Linked DNA regions of Homo sapiens: region 2 is linked to region 1. Evidence: read pairs that join two places in POLR2A ChIA-PET (ENCODE). Cell type or tissue: GM12878. All regions are shown on one strand. Each heading gives the region's core, and the rest is flanking DNA. Links, peaks and the distances in the headings are about the cores only.

The links. ChIA-PET counts read pairs that join two places held together with the same protein. Peaks named below come from ENCODE experiments on the same cell type or tissue, not always from the same donor. Only the 100,000 strongest peaks of a DNase experiment are listed, where the experiment ranks them.
Region 2: POLR2A ChIA-PET joins it to region 1 with 10 read pairs; 2 of 35 experiments call an interaction of 5 or more read pairs at or near these places.

Annotation. Positions count from the first base shown.
Region 1 is chr2:176,881,803-176,890,323 of GRCh38, reverse strand. No RefSeq gene overlaps it. Among named protein-coding and RNA genes, the nearest start is that of LINC01117, 250 kb to the right of the region's middle. In GM12878, for the core only: no CTCF peak of the experiment used is centred there; no DNase peak of the experiment used is centred there.
Region 2 is chr2:177,322,205-177,330,725 of GRCh38, reverse strand. LOC100130691 (Putative uncharacterized protein FLJ44553) reads left to right here. Exons shown (of 9, transcript NR_026966.1): 6 at 7,330-7,487. Among named protein-coding and RNA genes, the nearest start is that of MIR6512, 13 kb to the right of the region's middle. In GM12878, for the core only: no CTCF peak of the experiment used is centred there; a DNase peak (open chromatin) is centred at 4,959.

The DNA.
Region 1 (8,521 bases), core at 187-8,186:
CTCCTAGTGTTCTTGTCAAGATTAAGTGGAATAGAGCTTCTGAAAGTATACAGTTTTTGTTCAGTGAAGTATTTGGGCATAAATATTTCTTCAGTGATTACGGATTTTTGTTTCAGGTTATTATCCCAAATATCAGCTCTTATTGTTTTGTGTGGCTGGAAAAGATATGGAGTGGAGTTGAATCAGTATAAATCTTATATTTCTTTGTGGAGGAAAGTTCTGAAATATTTTTGGCAATTTTTCTCTCTGTTTTACAAGTAAAGGACAGATAAATAAAATCAGTTTAAGGAGTCCACGTAGCTGGGTTTATGCTGGTCAATATGTTGCTATCATTATTGTCACCAGGCACAGTAGTATTCATCCATCTAAGACAGTGTGCCGTGCCTTAACTGTGGCATAATGGTGGTGGTAAGGCAAGAGGGACATTGATGAGTAATCTTAATTATTTTCTATACAACATTGATGGACTTTTTCTGAGTTTGGCAACTTCAATATCTGTGGCTCCATGGGACTAGTTTTAGCCAATTAGTCTTTGGCCTCTTGTTGCTGTTGAGTCCTGTCTCCTCCCTGGCACATCATAACCACCCTGCCAGCTGATGCTCTTCCTGTCACCTGCTCATGCTTGGAGATAAATAAGGCCAGTGCTCTGATGTCTCCCAGTTGCTGGCCCCATTGCCATTCTCAGCCTGCATCTTTCTTCAGCCTCTGGCACTATAGCCCATCCCTTTTTCTTAAAAGCTTTCTCTCCACCTCTACTTCACTGAGATTTCTGTTGGTTCTTCCTCTTCTTCTCTGACTCCTCTGCTCCCTCCATTTCCATTAGCTCTCCCCTTACCCTGAAATCAGTCTTTGGTGCTATTCCCACTCTATGCTCTTTCCCTGGGAGATCACATCTGTTCCCATAGGTTGCATTTCCAGGCAGTGACTCCTAATCCTATATCCCATTCTGTCAGTTCCTTGTGTGTTGGATTCTGAGACATCTGAATAAAGTCAACAAAGGAGGCAATCTAAGGTGGAAGGCCACTGTGAGAGATTTCATCAAGACTTTTGGAGACTATTCTTGGAGTAGGGTGGGTGTCTATGTAGGAGAATACTTAAGCACAGTAATGGAGCTTATAGGGGCTGGCCAGGGCCTGTAGCAGCTTAGAAGTCTTTGAATTGTTAGCAGTTATCACTATTACTGCTACTACTACTACTACTATTACTACTGCTAGCAATGCTTATAGAAATGTAAATACTCTTTAAAGTAGTAACATTTAAAGTTATTTACAATTAATCCCTTAAAGAGGATGATTTTACCACTTTCTATGAATAAGGAAATGCCTGGCCAACAGGTATATGAAAAAAGTGTCCAACCTCATTAATCATCAGAGAAATGCAAATTAAAACCACAATGAGATATCACTTCACGTGTGTTGGAGTGGTTATTATAAAAAATATAAAAATAAAGTGATAGTGAGGATGTGGAGAAAACGGAATGCTTGCATATGTTGGTGGGAAGATAAATTAGTACAGCCATTATGAAAAACAGTATGGAGGTTCCTCAAATAGTTAAAAATAGAACTGTCATATGACTTAGCAATCCCACTTCTGAATATATATCCAAAGGAAATGAAATCAGTATTTCAAAGAGATTCTGCACTCCCATGTGCATGGCAGCACTATTCACAATAGTCTAGATACAGAATCAACCTGAATGTTCATTGACAGATGAATGGGTAAAGAAAATGTAGTTTATATACACAATGGAGTATGATTTAGCCTTAAAAAAGGAGGGAGTTCTGTCATTTGCAACATGTATAAACCTGGAGGACATTATGTTAAGTGAAATAAGCCAGGCACAGAAAGACAACCCAGGCACAGGAACACAAATACTGCATGTTCTCAGTTATATATGGAATCAAAAAAAGTCAAACTCATAGAAGCAAAGAGTGGAATAGTGGTTACCAAAGGCTGGGGTGGGATGGAGAGTGGACTGGGAAGATGTTTGTCAAAGGATACAAAATTTCAGTTAGAAGAAATTCATTCGAGAGACCTATTGTACAACACAGAGACTATAAAGTTAATAATAAGGTATGGTGTACGTGAAAATTGCTAAATAAATGTCTTGAGATGAAACCCGAAAGTGCAGAAGGTGGTCCCAGGGAGTGAGCCAGGAAGGTGAAGGAGCAACCTTCCTGACATTCCCGACAAGGTGGAATCATCCTCCCACGTGGACGCTGCATCCTCCTCCTGAATGGCAGGCCTGCCTCAGTTTTCAGCTCCTCACACAGACAGCTGATGGCAGGGCCACCTTCCTGCGGTGCTGCTGGATCTTCAGTCACAGACCATTGTTCCCTGCAGGAAGACTAGTGATTTTCTGAATAAGGTGATGTTATCCTGATGACAACATGCAGTTCCCTGACTAGGTTTTCCAGTCCCCTTTATATTATTTTCAAACCTGTCAAGAAGAGACCATATTCTCAGGAGAGATAATATGATTGGCCCAACTTAGGCCATCTCTGCCCTTTTTTTTTTTTTAGAGATGATATAGTGCAAACATAGCTGCCAAGGGGTTACCCTGCAGGGTAAGGAAGGAAGCTCCCAGACAGGGGTGGTTATTGGGATCAGAGCAGTTATTTCACAGGGCTCTTCTACACCTAAACAAATTAAAAATATAAACAGTAACATTTCTATGTTCTTCCTTTAATGGCTTTGATGCCCAGTGCATTATCGGTTGGTATATGTCCTGAGTCATTTTATCCATTAGTAGTGGTAATGGATAATGTTTAAAATGTTTCCAAGGAAGCAGACATGTGAATCTCTTACTAAAACTTTCTGTGTGACTTTGGACAAGTCACCTGAAGTCATAATTCATCTGATGCTAATGGCTCTTGAGCACGGACCTATGTTCAACACCAGTCGAGTTCAGTTTATTACCTATGTCAGTCAGCCTGGGGCCAGTAGTGTTCATCTGTAACCATGCAAAGGGGTAAGGTGAATGAATCAAATAGAAGTGGAATTGAGAAGTTTACTGAAGACTGACGAGCATTAACCTCCTAAGTTAGCAGAGGCTGATCTAAGGTTTTGCTGAGTAGTGGTGGTGGTCTACTTTAGGGATTTTTAATTACTCTTCTATTACATTGCAGTACATTTATAGCACAGATTCCCACATGACAGCCACTTGTCTGTTTGGGGCAGAATGCAAGTTTTTACAGATTGAGGTTTTTAATATCCAGTTTTGCTTTGTGTATGGATGTTTTAGAGCATAGTTTGTAATCATGTATAAATAATACATCCCTTATGAAACTAACTGGAATTGAAGGATGACCTGACAATTTGATTTAGGTGTTTTTACAGCTTGGTGATAAGAATGAACTCTTCTTTCCTTCCTCAAGACTCATGTGCAGCATCTCTTTGGAAATAGCCAGGTAATCTTCCTGGGGCAAAATGAAACTTCTCAGGTCCTATGTCATCTTTGTGATCCTGACATAAAAAAAGAGAAGAAACATGACAATGGAAGTGTATAATTTCAGCTGAAGCATATTTCAGTTTTGTATACTCAGGATAATGAAAACAAAGACATTACGGTAGGGGAGGGAAGGAGAGTCCCTTATTTTTGTCTGAGGTTTGCTGAGCTAGTTTGGAGCCAGTTTTGTTATTTCTAATTCAGTGGGATGGCTTGGGGTGAATTCTATCTTGAAAGTTTCACTTGCTGGATTGGCTGTGACCTAAATCTAATACTTATGCAAAAGTCTGGGAGCTATTTGCACTATTGCTTCCAGAATAATATTTATAAATACTTATTGAGTAATTAGTATATGGTAATCAGTACTCTAATATTTTAGAGGTTTTGACTTACTCAGGCTTCAAAACAAACTTATATTGTAGCCATTTTTAAAATCTCCATCTTACCAATGAAGAAACCACAGAGAGGTTAAGTCAGTTACTTGAGGTTGCACTGGTGATGAGTGTTGGGACCAAGATTCAAATTCCAGCTGTCTGACTTCAGAGCTGAAGCACCTCACCACCATGCTAAACTCCTGGGAACCATTTTGGCTCTGGGAAAGATGATTAACCTTTATGTCCAATTCCTTTGTTTTTAAAGGGCTATAACAGTACTTCCTGCCTCCTCAGCGCAGAGAAGTGTTCTGAGATTAATGGCAGTGTGTGTGCATTTCAGCCTCTGTGTGCCTCTCCCTTTATGCACCAAGTTCCCTTTGAAGTCAATTAAAGGCCTATGTGTGTATGAAGGGAAGCAGAGGCCTTGGCAGGTGAGGGAATTGTGTAGATGTTGTAGGAACCATATATAAACCACTTTTATTTTCTTGGAAAATGATCTATATAAACATCAAGTAGCGTGAAATGCTTTGTATTGTGTGTTTGCAGATAACACTCCCCCATATGTGGATTCTCCTTTGGAAGTCACAATCCATGGAAAGTGCCCTTAGGGAATAATTTTGTTTCTGGTGTTTGCTTCTCAGGTAACTCACAAGCTTCTTAAGGCACGAACCAGGTCTGAGTCATCTTTACTCTAAAAGTTTCCTAATCTTTCCCTCCCCAGTCCCCTCTTGCATCTGCTTTGGTACTTGGTACATAGTAGGTGCTCAATAAAGCTGGGAGAATTTGATTTTGTGTAGCAATTTCTCAGTTAGTTTGATCCCTAATAAGGAAGGCCAGCTAGAAGGGCAAGAACTTTTTTTGAAGCATTTTGAAAGCAATTTAAAACACTAATTATAAGAGAAAGAGAGTTTGAGGAATAGAAGCTAGTTGTCAGGAAGTGTTTCTTGACTGAAAGAAATGTGAATATCCAGACATTGTATTTCAAGGGCAAGGCTACCATCTTCCTTGACAGATTTTGAATATTAGGATAGTTGGAGTGAGTCAGACCTAGTTCTACACAGAAGTACGGGAGCTGAGAGAGAAAGAGGTAGTCCCCCTTCTGGGCTCAGATTTCATGGCTGGAGTATGGAAACAGCAAGGAGAATCATTCACTGTGGATGGGGTGCAAAAGTCAGCATATTGGCACACTTTTAACATGGATCTGGCAGACGCAGTCTCTGCCACAGGAAATTGTCCCTACTAAAGTCGTTAGCCCACTTAAACTTTCTTAGACAGAATAATAATACCTCCTAAGGTTTCCACAACAGGGAACATCTGTTTTTCAGATGTTAACCTATCCAACATGTCCACCCATTGTAAACAGTAGTTGAATTAGGCCAACTTTCTGAGTGCTGTTGTTTTATACTCACTTTAACATTTATCAAGTCAAGGGATGTAAAAATCTACTTAGAAGCCAGTAACTACTTTCTCTCAGGAATTGAAACTTAATATCCAGGAAAATTTCTTCCTTGGCATTCATCATTCTTGGAGCTAATTAATTTGGGTCTTTGTTGTTCTTATTATCCTAAGGAGGACAAAATAACCACAGTAATTTCACTTCCTAACAACAGTGAGGATCAGCGACTTTTATTTTCATTTCCCAATCAATTGATTAGTAAATTAATCTATATATTTTGTACCTATTCTGTAGAAATCATCACGCTAATTTAAGGGTAGGGTGTCCTTCAGGAATGCAGAACAGGTCAACATTAGAATACTTATTACTACAATAAAGGAAAAACCAGATAAGTCTTCTCATAAGGCAGGAAAGCATTTGATAAAAATCAACATTTAACTGATAAAATCTTTTAGTTAAATGAGATTATAATGATATACTTTAAAATAATAAAAATGTATCTGAAGACAACAGCTAGAGCAATTTGCATGAAAAGAAGCAACAAGGCAAGGATGTCTAGTTTTACCATTATTCAGTGTTGTTTGGCAGTCTTCAACAATGCAATCAGACAAGAAAAGGAAGTAAGAGGTGTAAGTATTGAAAATAAAGTAAAAACATTTTTACTTTCAGATAGGAATCAAATAAAGAACTAATAGAATCATTAAGAGAGCCAGAAAAGTGGCCGGTCGCAGTGGCTCACACCTGTAATCCCAGCACTTTGGGAGGCCGAGATGGGTGGATCATGAGGCCAAGAGATCGAGACCATCCTGGCCAACATGGTGAAACCCTGTCTCTACTAAAAATACAAAAATTAGCTGGGCGTGGTGGCACGTGCCTGTAGTCCCAGCTACTTGGGAGGCTGAGGCAGGAGAATCACTTGAACCCGGGAGGCGGAGGTTGCAGTGAGCCGAGATCACGCCACTGCACTCCAGCCTGGTGACAGAGCAAGACTCCATCTCAAAAAACAAACAAACAAACAAAAGCCAGAAAAGTGATCAGTTGTAAATATACAAACAAAGCAATAGTCAAAATTGACCCTTTTGTACTTTTAACTGAAAATTTCTGATTGAACAGGATGATAAATTTCATTAGTAATAACAACAAAATATAATATTGGTAGAAATAAACAACAAGAAAAGTACAAGACCCAAATTAAAAGAATATATATATATATATATATATATATATATATATATATATATATGAACTATTAGAAATAAAAGAAGACTTGAATAAATGGAGATAGAATTACAGGCATATAGGTATAGATGTAGATTACAGGCATATAGGTATAGATATAAAATATCATGTTCTTGGATGGCAGAATTCAATATTGTGAGGAGGCAAAAATTTAATGCAAATGCAATCAAAGTTCTAATGGGATTTTTTGAAATCTGACAAAAATTATATAATTCATTTGGAATAATATTACACAAAAATAGCTCAGAAAAGAGTAGTGGGTAAGGTGCTCTAAAAGAGATAAAAATGTATTTTAAAGAGTCACTAATTAGAACAGGGTGATACTGGCCATAACAGTAGAAATCAATCAATGGGCCAGAATAGATGTCCACAGAATGGATCTAAATATTCATTAGAATGTAATATAAAGGTAAAGTAGAAGGATGGTTTATTCAAATAAAAGACATTATGATAACAGACTAATATTTGGGGGAAAAGTTTAGATCCTTACCTCACACTTTACATGGAAATAAATTTCAGATAAATTAACAATTTTGATATGAAAAAATAATACTATTAAAATGCTGGAAGAAAATATGAATATTTTAATAATATTCTAACAGGAGGAGACCTTTCTAATACAATACTAAATGCCAAAACCGCAAAATTTTGATAAAGTACATAAAAATGTAAAACTTTAGTGTATATGTATGTGTATGTATATGTGTGTGTGTGTATATATATATATATATGTACTTAAGGTTACCAATGCTCAATGAATATGCTTGTACCACTCATACAAGAACTTATATGCTCATATGCTTGTATCATACCAGAACTGATGGGAAATTTTTCAAGCTAGTTGTTAAACAGTCATCATTAAAAATTATGTAAACTTTCAATTAAATAAATTGCATGAAGAGCAAAGGCAATAAATACATAAAACAACCTATCTCTTCCTAAGTATTTTACTATATTTTGCTGTTACCTATCTCTTGAATTTATTTATATCTATTATATTTATATGGTGGAAATATCAGATTGCAGGGAGGAGGACAAGTGGAATCTGGGACTAATGCCACCAACACCTTCCATGTCTATTCCTTGTTATGCTCTACCCCTTTCTGCTTGTTAATATCTTCCTCTTCTACTGCAGACCAGTTTCTTTACGGCGTTGGGACATGGTACCCAGTAACTATTATACTCCCATCTTTGATTTCACTGCCAGAGAGACACAGAAGCTCTAAGACATGCTTTCTTTTTTTTTCCTTGTTTTTTTTTTTTTTGTAGGTAATTTTTTTTTTTTATTATTATACTTTAAGTTCTAGGATACATGTGCACAACATGCAGGTTTGTTACACAGGTATACATGTGCCATGTTGGTTTGCTGTACCCATCGACTCATCATTTACATTACATATTTCTCCTAATGCTATCCCTCCCCCAGCCCCCAACTTCCCAACAGGCCGTGGTGTGTCATATTCCCCACCCTGTATTCATGTGTTCTCATTGTTCAACTCCCACCTATGAGTAAGAACATGCAGTGTTTGGTTTTCTGTCCTTGTGATAGTTTGCTGAGAATGATGGTTTCCAGCTTCATCCATGTCCCTGCAAAGGACATGAACTCATCCTTTTTTATGGCTGCATAGTATTCCATATGTGTATATGTGCCATGTTTTCTTAATCCAGTCTATCATTGATGGACATTTGGGTTGGTTCCAAGTCTTTGCTACTGTGAATAGTGCCACAATAAACATATGTGTTCATGTGCCTTTATAGTAGCATGATTTATAATCCTTTGGGTATATACCCAGTAATGGGATCACTGGGTCAAATCATATTTCTAGTTCTAGATCCTTGAGGAATTGCCACACTGTCTTCCACAATGGTTGAACTAATTTACACTCTCACCAACAGTGTAAAACTGTTCCTATTTCTCCACATCCTCTCCAGCATCTGTTGTTTCCTGACTTTTTAATGATCATTATTCTAACTGGCATGAGATGGTATCTCATTGTGGTTTTGATTTGCATTTCTCTGATGACCAGTGATGATGAGCATTTTTTCATATGTAAGACATGCTTT
Region 2 (8,521 bases), core at 280-8,279, 440 kb before region 1:
AGTTTAGAGACAAAATCAAGCCCTAAAATGAACATGCAGAGAGGTACTGAGACAGTATGGCATATGAGGGAGTGAAGGAGCTGGGACAGGCCTGCATTCATCTCAAAGACCACACCAGTCCAGTGCTACACACCAGCAACCCTCAGCTCTGAACCTATCCCTGGAATCAATACTCAGCTCACTCCTTCCAGAGACTCAGGAGCCTTGGAAGTATGACACACCCAGGACAAAGCTGAAGGCTAAGAGGCCTAAATGTTCTTCCACTCCCACTAATTCTGCATCTGTGCAGCCCACTAAACCCACCATCCCTCAGACCCTCAGTATCCTTAATGTGTGTCCTAGAGGGAGTTCTTTCAATGAGTTATCCTTTTATGAACTCTCATCCTCATACTAGACTCAGTTTCCCATTCCACCCTGTGGTATTGTGACAAGAAATATATTTTTGGGCCAGGCGCAGTGGCTCATGCATGTAATTCTAGCACTTTGGGAGGCCAAGGCAGGTGGATCACAAGGTCAGGAGTTCAAGACCTGCCTGGCCAAGATGGTAAAACCCTGTCTCTACTAAAAATACGAAAATTAGCTGGGCGTGGTGCCAGGAGCCTGTAATCCCAGCTACTCGGGAGGCTGAGGCAGGAGAATCACTTGAACCCAGGGGGCAGAGGTTGCAGTGAGCTCAGATTGCGTCACTGCACTACAGCCTGGGTAACAGGGTGACTCAAAAAAAAAAAAAGGAAAAGAAATATATATCTGGTCTCTTCCCCTGGTTCCTGGCACACAGCTCCTAAAACCCTTGGACTCTCCAGAGTGATAAGAGTGCCTTTGGTATGCTAATAAGACATTGGTGGCTGGGGAGCCCTAGATAGCTTCAAGAGGGGTGCTGATCACCGGAAAGACCAAGGCATGATTAGAGGGTTGGGACTTTCAGCCTTACCTTCCAACTTCTAGAGAGGGTAGAGGGGCTGAAAGATGAGTTGATTACCAATGGCCAATGATGTAATTAATCATGCCTACCTAATAAAGCCTCCATAAAAACCCAAAGGACAGAGTTCTGAGAGCTTCCAGGTTGCTGAACATGTAGAGGTCCCTGGAGGGTGGAATGTCTATAAAGGGCAGGGAAGTTTCATGCCTCTTCCCCCATCCCTCGCCCTGTGCATCTCTTCCATCTGGCTATTCATCTATATCCTTTGTAACATCCTGTATTAGTCCCTTCTCGCTGCTATAAATACCTAAGATTGGGTAATTTATAAAGAAAAGAGGTTTAATCGGCTCAGAGTTCAGCAGGCTGTTCAGAAAGCACAGCAGCTTCTGCTTCTGAAGAGGCCTCAGGAAACTTACAATTATGGTGGAAGGAGAAGAAGAAACACACACATCTTACATAGCCAGAGCAGAAGGAAGAGAGAGAGTGGGGAGATGCCACACACTTTTAAACAACCAGATCTTGAAAGCACTCACTCACTGTCACAAGAGCAGCACCAGGGAGGAAATCCGCCCCCATGATCCAATCACCTCCCACCAGGCCCCACCTCCAACACTGAGGATTACAATTCGATGAGAGATTTGGGTGGGGACACAGATCCAAACCACATCACATGCTTTGTGATGAATGGGTAATGTAAGCGGTGTTTCCCTGAGTTCTGTGAGCTGCTCTAACAAACTAATTGAACCCGAGGAGCAGAATCCTCATAGGAACCCCCAATTTATGACCAGTCGTCAGAAGTATAGGTAACAACCTACTACTTGGAATTGGCATCTGAAGTGGAAGCAATCTTGGGAGACTGAGCCTTCTGCCTGTGGGATCTAATGCTATCTCCACGTAGATAGTGATTATAGGAAAATTGTGTTAAATTATAGGATAATTATGTCCACTGAAGAATTGGTTGTAGGTAGAGGAAAACCTCCAGACATTTTGGTGACTGGAAGTGTTGTATTGGTTGAGTATGTGAGATTACGAAAAACTTTTTTTCTTATATCTCTTACATTCCCTTTCCTCTAAAACTTTTCCTCTATGACGTTGGGAATCTCATTCCATCGTCAGCAAACTCCCTGATACACCCAGCCTCTTCAATGACCATTGTTTATTATTATTATACTTTAAGTTCTAGGGTACATGTGCACAACGTGCAGGTTTGTTACATACGTATACATGTGCCATGTTGGTGTGCTGCACCCAATAATTCGTCATTTACATTAGGTATTTCTCCTAATGCTATCCCTCCCCCTCTTTAGCTATCTAGGTATTTCTGTGAAACATACCTGACTTCTCAGTTTCTTGATTCCATCTCCAATTACCTTCTCCATTGTGCTTCAATCACTCAATCCCATGGCCACCCCTAGGCCATGTCTTCAACAAACCACAGCACCTCTGAACCCTTGACTTTTAAGTCCTCCAATTCTTTTCATTTGGTTATTTTCACTACGTTTATCTTCCAAACTTATTAAGATCTGCAGTCTTTCTGCTTTCTCCTTTCTCTTTATCTATAATAAGCTTGCTGTCCCCTATTCCTTATCTACTGAGGAAGGACTCCATGACTCATAACATTGGCCTCTGACCGGTGTTCTCAACTCCATTACTTCATTATTCTTCTGGTTTATCTGCCTGACAAATTTTAGAGTGTATACCCTGAATCCAGCTGTCTGTCTTGGCCATTCCTTTACCTAGGCTGTTGGGCACTGTAGGAAAAAAATCACCCTGTCACACAGATTGGGGCTACCTTAAATTTATGCTCAGCAACCTCAAGTGGGACCTCACTGCTGCCTGCAGTCCTACTCTATTCCCCGGCCTGCTTGTTTTCTCAGCCTCCAGAGGGGCTATTTCAAGGATTTGCCTCTTCCTGCACCTCCCTATGTTGGCCTCTCTACCTTCTCATTCTCAATTGGTGATTTTTTTTCCCCCACATATCAGAGTTGGGTGGGTGTGGATGTTATGAGATGTGAGCAGTCTCAGTTTTCCATAACAACCTATACACTTTTTTTTTTTTTTTTTGAGACAGGGTCTCACTCTGTCGCCCAGGCTGGAGTGCAGTGGCATGATCATGGCTAACTGCAGCCTCAACCTCCTGGGTTCAGGTGATCCTCCCACCTCAGCCTCCTGAGTAGCTGGGACTACAGGCGCATGCCACCACACCTGGCTAATTTTTTGTAGAGATGGGATTTCCCATGTTGTCCAGGCTGGTCTCAAACTCCTGAGCTCAAGCAATCCACCTGCCTTGGCCTCCCAAAGTGCTGGCATTACAGGCATGAGCCACCACACCCACCCACAACCTATAAACTTACTTGCATCTTTATACATTTTTTTGACCTTGCCTCTTATTATAACAGAAAAACTCCCCCTACCTCCATCCAAGGCCAATCTCTTGGCCTGATGCTCTGGGTCCCATCTCTCTCTGACTTCCCATTGACCTCACTCTCTCAGTTATTCCTTCATACTCCTACCTTTATATTCAACCCCTTCCTCTCCACTGGCTCCTCCCTTCTCAGACTAAAAAAGCCACATCCTCTTCCATCTACCGTCCTCTCTTCTCTTGCCAGTTAAACTTTTTGGAAAAGTTGTCCACTCACTGTTTTAACTTCCTCACCTCCCACTCACTCTCCAAAATTCCTCTCTCCAAAATAACCCATGATCTCCATGTAGCTAAATTCAAGGGGCACTTTTCAGTTCTCTCCTTATTTGACCTGATGGCAGCATTTAACATATCCTCCTTTTTGATACTTTCTCTTTCCTGAGTATCTATGGCACTATCTACCTGCTCCCAGATAGCTCTCTCCATCTCCAACCCTTCTCTTGAGCTTCAGACCCTATAGGTTCCACAGGCATCTTAAACTCAAACTGAACTCATTTTCTCTTCAAATCTGTGTATCTCCTCCTGAGTTCCCCCTGGAGGTAGCAAGCACTGCCATGGACTCATTGCTGCAGCTAGTCACTTGTGTATCATTCCTCACTGTTCTCATCATCATACCTCATGTCCAATTGCATCACCAAGAACTCTTGATCCTGCCACCTGAATACCTCTCCTACCTTTTTTCTTGTCTTCTTTCCCCTCTACTCTCATCAGGTCTCACCTAAACCCCTGTTTCCAATCTTCATCTCAAACCATTCACCATGCAGTAGCCATGTGAGTGTAATGAGCAAGGAGTCTCACAGATGCAAGAGTCCACAAACCCTCAGGTGTGCAGTCATGGGATGTTTTTTCCTGGAGTAAATTTGATTTTGGAATCTGAACCTCCAGCCTTCCTCCTGGTGGACAACTTCATCTAGATTATCTTAAATGAATTCAGTGATTTGTCAACTGAGATTCCATAAATACTTCAGTTCAGAATTCAGTTTCAAACCTTCCTTCCCCTGTTCTTGCCTCTTACTCTTGGGCCTCTTGGGGCTGGCTACCCAAGGGAAGTGGGGAAGAAGATGGAGGTCCATGTGTGAGTAGCGGGTGGGGCTGGGGGAGCTGTCCATCTAGTCATTTCTGGGGTCACTCTAAAGCTAGCCTGAGCCGCTAATACCATTGTTGCCTATGCTCTCAGCACAGGCAGGCCCCAGTGTGCTGTCTAAAGTACCAGATCCTGCTAGCTTTGAAGGGTGGGGATGGGCTGTCTGGGTGCACATGCAGGTCCCATGTAGCTTCATCTCAGAAAGGGGCAGCCATGTCCCCCATAATGCCACGAAGTAATCCAGGAACATTCCTTCCTTTTGCCCTGCACATCTGCTTTCTGATCAGATCATTTCTTCTCCCCTCACAGCATAGAGGTGAAAAACCAATTCACATTTACACATTTGTATGAGTTGGTTTCATTTTAATTGTTTCATTTCTGAGTTAAAGTGCAGAGCCCTTTGTATTTAAATTGTGCAATGTAGAGTCTAGATTTCTCTCAGCAGCAGACAATCTCTACAATCATTAATTTGCTTTCCACTCTCCTGGCGAAAGAGTGAGGTGGGGTGTGTGCATGTTTGTCTATGTATGTGTATGTTGGTGGCAGGCAAGGAGCAGATGGGCAGCCCAGAGCCCAAGTAGAGAAATGAGTGGAGAGAATACATTCCATTAATACTTCACATATTATCCTGTCATGTGTTCTTTCTAAATCACAAATCTGAACAGGTCTTTCACTGTGTAAGCATCACTTACAGATGCTTAAAGCCATCTGTAGCTTCCCCATTGCCTTTAGGATAAAGTCTAAACATGTAAACTTGATTTACAAGTTAAGATCTGTTTACAGATGACCTTTCCCACCTCATTTGCCACAGTTTCCTCTCTTCTGTCCGTTCCATGGGTTCACTGTACTCTGTTGCCTCTGGACTGTCTCACATTCCTAGAAAATTCTCTTCAACTTTTCCCTACACCTCACTAATTCCTGCACATTCCTCTGATCTCCAGTTAAACACCACCTCTTCCCTAAGTCCTCCTTGACCTCCCTCCTACCTCTGACTTTGATTTGTCCCTGCTATGCACACCCATAACCTTCTCATATCATAGCACTTATCATATTCTAACTATTTTGTTTGTTTTCCCACTTGACTATTAATGCTTTTAAGACAAGAATATCTGTCTCGATCAGTGTTCACTCTCCAGCACTAGCACGTATCTGACACCTGATAGGTACTCAATAAATATCGTTAAATAATAAATGAATGAATGACTGAAGAATAAATTGAATGTGCAAGCCAGGTGCTGGCTTCATGTGCCCTGTCTTATAGCAGGACTTAGTACTTTATTGTGTTTCCCCAAAAGCAAATAAACTCCACAGAGTAGAGGTGAGTAATGTGGATTTGACCAACAATTTTATGAGGAGACATAAAAGGAGGTTTAAATGGAGACATTTCTATTCTCCCCTCAGTGTTCCTCTTTGGTTTCCAGATATTGGGTCTTCCTCTCTTTTGACCCTCCCTTCCTCCCATTCTCTCACCCCCAACTCAGCCTCTACTTCCCTTTTCTAGGCAGTATCACTCTGAGAGGACTATGGAGGATGAATCGGAGAGAAGTGAGGCTAGTATCAGGGAGTTCCATTTAATAGACAATTTAATGAGGCCAGGCAGAGATGATGAAGGCCTGAGTTAAGAAAATGACAAAATGGCCTGAATCCCAGGACTTTGGAGCCCCAGGTGGGAGGATTGCTTGAAACCAGGAGTTCAAGACCAGCTTGGGCAACATAGTGAGACCCTGTCTCTACAAAATAGAAATTTTTAAAAAGGGAAAAGAAAATGACAAAATGAAGAGGAGGGGGTGGGTTTAGGAGATGTTTGGGAGGGAAGATCAATAGGATGTGAGAACTGATTGGATTGGAGTAGAAGAGAAAGAGGAATATAGGGCATGTGTCAAGGTTTGGTGAATGCAAAAGGAGAAATAAAGAAAAGAAGAGAAGAGTAAAAAGGGTAGGGGTTGAGAGTTCCATAGGATTAGAGTTATTACCAAGGGACGTATAAAAGAGAATTAAGTGGAGAAGGACCAGTATAAGGATTATAATCACCTGAGAATCTAACAGGTTAGAGACCAAAACTGGTATGGGCACTAGTATTTAAATTGTGTAATGTAGAGCCTGGGTCCCTCTCAGTGTCAGACGATCTCCACAATTGTTAATTTGCTTTCCACTCTACTGACAAAAGAGTCAGGTGGGGTGTGCGTGTGTTTGTCTGGGTATGTGTGTGTTGATGGGGGTAAAGGGGCAGGTTGGCAACCCAGGTAGAAGGGAAATAATTGTGTGATTTTCTTTAATAACTTGGGCTGCCAATGGTAAGAGCTGAGAAAATGGGTGGTAGGTTGATCCAAGACTTGGGATTTCTGAGACGATGGGGCAGAAGGATCAAGGGGCGAAATGATGGATGATTTTATGAAAACAATGTTCAAAGTGATGGACAATGGCATCTAGGCTCAACAGGGATAGAAATGAGCCAGGATGGGGCTGACAGATTGAGGGGGGAGGGTGGGGATAAAAGAGCAGGGGCCATGCCTGGTGCAATGTTTACAGGAAATAGGAGTCCATAGGATGCAGGACCCAAAAGGAAAACAAATTGTGGAAAGGAGAAGTTACTCTTCCTTCTCTGAAATGAAACAGAAAAAGAGATATCATCTTTAAGTATTTCTCAGTAGAGAAAAAGCAATGAGAGGATACCCACATTGGAGAATCTTGATTTCTTCTATTAAGCAAAAGGAGAAAGTTGCATACAGTGGGACTGGGGCTTGAAGGAAACAGGAAGGATTTAGAAAAGGAAAAGTGAGGACTGTGGAAGGAAGGAAATTTTGAAAAATCAGAGAATTACCTGGGAGTAGTAAAGGCTCAGCTGGGACCAGTCAGCTGATATTGGCTTGGGTCAGATTTTTACATTTTTAATTTAATTTTCAGCAATATCTTTTGCTTGGGAGCAGAAACAGAAAGTACATGATGGACTTCATTGAAGGATGGAGATTTGGAAGACATGAATGGATGAAGAACCAAGTGCGTGAGGGCACCTATCAGGATTATTGCTGAAATCCTTATGGAGTTAACTGGCTGAGAGGAAGGCAAGCAAGCGAGGACTGATGGGCCCTTGGCACTGTGAGAACAGTGGAGGAGGAGGGAGCAGGGTTCATAAGGAGGAGCACAAACAGAAAGTTCAGTGGCCCCAATAAAAATAACACCAGAATCTTCCAGATACTTTCTCCATAAGGCGAAAAGGTAAATGCCCCTTTAAATCATTAACTAAACTGGCACTTAGATCTGGGCAGGCTCTCCCAGATTGGGCTGTTCCGTTTTGCCAGGAATTGATAAACTTCTGTGACCCCTCCAGGGTGAGTGAGCATGATCCATCTTCCCTGTCTGGACAAGTTTGATCCAGCCTCCTTCCTCCTGCTGAAGCAGGCCTGAGGTGTGTGCCAGGATTCCATGTCTTATGCTAATACTCACATTCCACATACCGGCTCTTGCTGGTACTGCCTTTAGGCTTTTAGAAGGCCGTGCTTTTACCCTCCCTGGCTGCACCCCTTACTACAGGGTGAGGAGACTGTGGCACCTAGGGGATGTGTCCACTCAGAACCACATTACCACATTGCTCCCTTCTAGACCACACTCTGGATAACTTGGACCACCTCAGGATTCCTTGCTCAAATGCCCCAAGCCCACTTCCAGGGCCTGCCTAGACTTCTTTTCCAGACCCATCCTCCCAAGGGCAAACCATGCCACTAGTGTGTGTGGTCAGCCTGAGAGGTAGCCAAGGATAGCCTATTTGCAGAGGCATGCACAGGGTATGGATGCGTGAACTGGGGCATCTACATGCATGCATGAGAGGGCCTTCTCATTCAGAGTCAAGGATGGGAGGAGAGGGGAACGTTTCAGGTTGGGGTCCAGCTCTCTCCATGCCTCTTTGTCCTGGTGCAGAACTCTAAGGATTCCAAGCATTGCACATTCAAACCTGACCTTCAGGTCTTTTGGAAGTTAGAGTTATCAAGGTAGGAAAATGGAACATATTTTATTTAACAGTTTGACTTGACTTATAACTTTCTTTTTTTTTTTTTTTTTTTTTTAGACGGAGTCTCGCTCTGTTGCCCAGGCTGTAGTT